Regions from separate parts of the Mus musculus genome. Here region 2 is linked to region 1. A link is a loop called in an ENCODE intact Hi-C map of the cell type or tissue named here. Cell type or tissue: left cerebral cortex. All regions are shown on one strand.

The links. A loop is a pair of places that touch in the nucleus more often than their neighbours do. Peaks named below come from ENCODE experiments on the same cell type or tissue, not always from the same donor. Only the 100,000 strongest peaks of a DNase experiment are listed, where the experiment ranks them.
Region 2: a loop joins it to region 1, with 2.0 times the contacts of the local background. A loop is called at or near these places in 15 of 42 quality-filtered maps.

Annotation. Positions count from the first base shown.
Region 1 is chr7:100,537,085-100,539,584 of GRCm38, reverse strand. Coa4 (cytochrome c oxidase assembly factor 4) reads right to left here and starts at 2,485. Exons shown (of 2, transcript NM_183270.2): 1 at 2,393-2,485; 2 at 1-513. The coding sequence starts at 503. The coding sequence ends at 240. It overlaps Gm39058 (a long non-coding RNA gene), which reads left to right and starts at 2,466. Exons shown (of 2, transcript XR_869836.2): 1 at 2,466-2,500. In left cerebral cortex, a CTCF peak has its summit at 1,432 (motif pointing left); no DNase peak of the experiment used is centred here; H3K4me3 peaks cover 867 bases; H3K27ac peaks cover 782 bases.
Region 2 is chr7:100,587,851-100,590,350 of GRCm38, reverse strand. It overlaps a transcript of Mrpl48 not described here. Among named protein-coding and RNA genes, the nearest start is that of Mrpl48, 6.0 kb to the right of the region's middle. In left cerebral cortex, a CTCF peak has its summit at 1,046; no DNase peak of the experiment used is centred here.

The DNA of each region.
Region 1 (2,500 bases):
GAGGGAGTGTGGTTGTAAACACAAATATTGGTAGAACAAGAATGTGGAGGATATGTGTGATCTGACCATAGATCAGCTCATGGTGACCGTCGTGTGCAACCTCATTGGGTCTGGCTGTCAATCCTGTCCCGAAGACTGTCCCCAGATTTTACACCACTTCTATTACTTAGGGTTTCTTCTTCCCAGGTCTCTCTGGGTGCTGATTTCGTCAGGCCCACTGTGTGAGATGGTATAAGGTCTCAGTGTTGAGCACTGGCTTGCTCTTTCCTCCTCTGCAGCTCCTCCCTCCGTCTTGCCTGCTGTGCACTCATACAATCCCTGAAGGCCTGCACTTGCGGCTGGCACTGGCGCCAGTCCTGGTGTTGGGCCATGCACTCTTGCACTGCAAAGTGGGAGGCTGCACAGCCAGACCGGGTGATGAGCTGGTCCAGCGGGTCTTCCTCATCATCATCCTTCTTCACCGGGCGAGTCCAGTTATGGCCTTGTGGGACTGAGGTTGACATCTTGAGGAACCTAGAATATCAACAGACAAGGTTAAAGTACCGGTATGATTATACATTTCTTCCTGTTCATAAACAGTGACGTCTAAACTGCACTGCATGGCCTTACTTATATGCCTGTCTCCCTTAGGAGACGAAGCTCTTTATTGTCAGATGCTAGGCCTGATTTAGCATAGGGCCGCCAGCACATGACCTGACAGAGAAAGGGCCTGCAAAATGGTTTGATGAGTTGAGATAAAAGTATCTAAGCTCAATGGAGTCTGCTAGTGGAATGCAAGTTAAACAAAACATGCCATCTTTTTTGGAGATGTCATTTCTGATCTACCTCAAAACAAAACAAGCAAACAAAAAAACCCAAGCAAAGAAACAGCCTTTCTTCTTCTCTTCAGAAGAGTAAGGTTGAACACTTGGAAGACAGCCCAAGTACATGCAGGTTTGACTGGTGGGGGGAACTGAGGAGCTCAGTGTAGCTGTAGCATAAATCACGTGGAGGCTGAGGCAAAAGATGGGTCTGTGTGGTATGAGGCTGTTTAGTCAGCAATATCCAAATGTGAGCTTATTTGCCCAGACTGCTTCCCAAAGATCATCTGTTTCAGAACCCTACAGAATGCAGCAAGAGAGAACCCTACAGAATGCAGCAAGAGAGAACTCAGGAAAGGCTTCAATAGAGATAACTTCAACCTTTGCAAAAAGTTTGTTACGACGGGGTATAAAGGCGCTAAATGCCTCTTTTCTGTCTTATTCATTAATAGGTGGTTACTGTGTTGTGTGTTGGCTACTATATTAAGAGTATACAAGGGCTGGTGAGATGGCTCAGTGGGTAAGAGCACCCGACTGCTCTTCCGAAGATCGGAAGTTCAAATCCCAGCAACCACATGGTGGCTCACAACCACCCGTAATGAGATCCGATGCCCTCTTCTGGTACGTCTGAAGACAGCTACAGTGTACTTTACATATAATAAATAAATAAATCTTTAAAAAAAAAAAAAAGAGTATACAAACAAGACCAAGCTAGAGACAATTCCTGCCCTCATGGAGTTTACAATCTAGGCAAGTAAACTGGAAGTTTACAACAGTATGTACAGACAGCTGGGAAAACGAGGCAGGTCTAATCTGTCAAGACTTTCTAGAGAACCTGACTTCCAGGATGAAACTCAAGGATGAATGAGTTAGCCAAACATGGGAAAACTATTTCTGGCTAGAGGTAGACACATGAGAGGAATCACAAGTTCGATGACTGGGCTGAAAATGTAGTTTGGTAGTAGTACAAATGTCCAACGTGGAAAAGTAAATTGAATTTGATTCTCAGCCTCGTAAAACACTTCAGTAACTGGAGAAACCAGAAGAGCAGGAAATGAAAATTGGCAGAAATAAGTAAATGATTGATCAGCAAAGCTTTGCAGCCCATGTTAGGAGTTTAAGACTATTATCATGAGGAAAAGGGGTAGGTCACAAGACGATTTAAGCACTTCTCTATATAAACCTCACCGCTACGGAGGCACAATAAAAGGGTAAATGTCTTTGCCTGGAGACCTGTATTATTAGGTAGGGCCGTCAACAAATCATACACACACACACACACACACACACACACACACAAAATAAAATCGCTTTAAGATTCACTAGGTAGACTTTGTAAATAGCACTGCAGTATATGTCCAATACATGTTGTCCTCGGTACTCCTTGAATAAAATGAGTTCAACCCATGCTTAGAAATAAGGGCAGGCTAGATGCCTGACAGCTTGGCAAGGCCTTCTAGTAAGGCATGACAAGGAAGAGGAAGGAGAGAAATACAGGCATCCAAGTCCCCTGAAGCACCTCTCCCAGTTTCAGGAGCACTCCCGCCGTCCCCACTGTGCATCCGGTGTAGGGATGCGTGCGCAGTGCTCACCCGCAGGTGCAGAAGAGCGTGCGAGCGCGTTCCGCCCCAGACGCGGGGATTCGTAGGCAATAAGGACGCCCCCTGTTCTCTCCGCAGGAAGCCGACCCAGCGGGAGCA
Region 2 (2,500 bases), 51 kb before region 1:
CGTTCATACGTTTTATGTTTCCTAATTAAGTATTAAAGGAGTGAGCTTGTCAGCAACTGACTGGCTGTTCATAGCTTCACCACCCCTTTGTAAAGTTGTCCCACAAGAATTACGTGATTTGAGATCCTTTAAGACTTTATAATTTCAGCAGTTCTAGACTGAAACAATCTTGAGAAACTGAATCGTCATGTTTTGGGAGTGGTAATGACCTTTGAAGAAAGAATTTTCACCAAGTTAGGAATATCTAACAAGCAAAGGCTTTTCAAAACTGCATCCTTTTACAGAGTGTCACCCCTCCCAGCTGTACCCAGTATTTCTCAACTAACAGGAAGGAAAGCAGTAACAACTTTGAACTCTGATCCTCCTAAGTGTCTGTATGTGGTTTGACTTGTATTACACTCTCTAATCAGGCAGAGAGCAGGTTAGGAGACAGTTTTCTTTCTTTTTCTCTTGTGTGGGGAATGGAGCCCAGGGTGTTGTGCATACAATGCACACTAGTGCTCAGTAAGTGCTCTGTTCTTGAGCTACATCACAACCATTTTTCCCTTGTTAAGGCAAGGTCTTCCTGGGTTGTTCAAGCAGGTGACACATTTTTGAACTCAAGGGATATCTCTGCTTCAGCCTCCCCGGCTTCTGGAGCTACCAGGATGCACCATGAGCTGAATGGGGGTTTCACATGGGCTCAGTCTCTTGTTTGACTGGAGGGAAATAACTTTTGGTAGCTTTTGGTCTCTTCTATGTGGCTTTGTGGATAAATGAACACATAGAGTTCAGTATGATTTGTTTGTTTTGTGAGATAGCCTCTCGTATAGCCCAGGCTGGCCTTAAGATCACTGTGTTTGTCTTTGAATTCCCAATCTTGCTATCTTACATTCTTATTTTATTTTTATTTCAATTAGCTTGTGAATAATGAGTTTCATTATATTTTCATGTGTAGAGATAGATAGATAGATAGACAGTCAGACAGATAGATCTATCATGCACTTTGCTCAGAGTCACCCTCTGTTGGAAAATGGCAAATTTCTTTTTTCTTTTTTCTTAAATTATTTATTTATTTTATATATATGATGAGTACACTGTAGCTATCTTCAGACACACCAGAAGAGGGCATCGGATCCCATTACAGATGGTTATAAACCACCATGTGGTTGCTGGGAATTGAACTCAGGACCTCTGGAAGAGCAGTCAGTGCCCTTAACTGCTGAGCCATTTCTCCAGCCTGGAAAATGGCAATTTTCTATGTCATCAAATACCAGGAAGTAGAAAGAACATTTCCTTTAAAGTTGTTTCCAGAGTACCTTAAAACAATCTTTCTCGCCTTTCTAATAATAAAAACAAAAACAAAAACAAAAACAAAAAACAGTGATGGAGGCATAGTGCAGTGGTAGAATGATTGTTTAGCATACAGAGCACTGAACTGGATCCCCCAAAACACACATGCACATACACAGTACCTGTGTCTTCTAGTCTTGTGGTGTCACACAGTGGTATATTCTAGAGGCTCTGAGTGACTTGCTGTAGTATGATAATGACTTTCATGCTTCTACTTTTTAAGTATATTTGTGGCTTTGGGGCCTTGGGTAACAGCAATACAAAGGATTCCTTTTTGTTTGCAAGTATTATTTTCTTTGGCATAGAATTCACTATGTAGATCAGGCTTGCCCCAAATTTGAAGTGATCCACCTGCCTCTGCCTTCCAAATACTGGGGTTAAAGGTGTGATCCACCTCACTCAGCAAGAAATATTGCCTCATGTTGTAATGTGTAAGGTACAAACCAGTGGTTTAGCCCAGGCCGGCCTGAACTGTGTGGGATGAAGGTAGATGGAGATAGCCTCTCAGATGGCCTGTATTCAGTATCCTCTGCTGTGTCCTCACATTGGCAGCTGAGTCATCTGGGAAGACTATTCTCAACAGCGCACACAGAGCTTCCTTGCTGATAGTCCTCTACACCCCTAATTCTCCTCTGTGATCCCCCCCCTCACTGGGCTTCCCTCTTTCATCATTTAGTTCTCTCTCCAGGGTGGAGTAATCACTGCTCACACAGCCGTGCCCTGAACAAACAGAAAACCGCTGGTGAAGGAGAGCCTGGGAGGTAGTGCTGTCTCTCTGGGTTTTTTGTTTTTTGTTTGTTTGTTTTTTCTAGGTAGCCAGCCCTCTTCCATCTCTGAGCTTTTATATGTGCAATTTCTTTTTAAGTATGACTTCCTTTGTGCCAAAATATAGAAGCAGAAAAGACTTACTAAAGTTAATCTAGTTTGTAGTCTGAGGTAACTTACTTTATATATTTTCACTAAAGCCATAAATTAGAGCTTTGGGGCATCATTGCAGGCTTTTATTATTATTATTATAGGTGGCCATAGAGTTACTGCTTTAAAGGAAGTCTGACTTGAGATGAAACATCATCTTTTAAAGGGCCTGCCTTTGTTCTTTTGTCCCCTAAGGCTTTCTCTGATGTGGTTGTGCTGGGGACTAGATCAGGTTTATTTCAAAAGAGCCTTT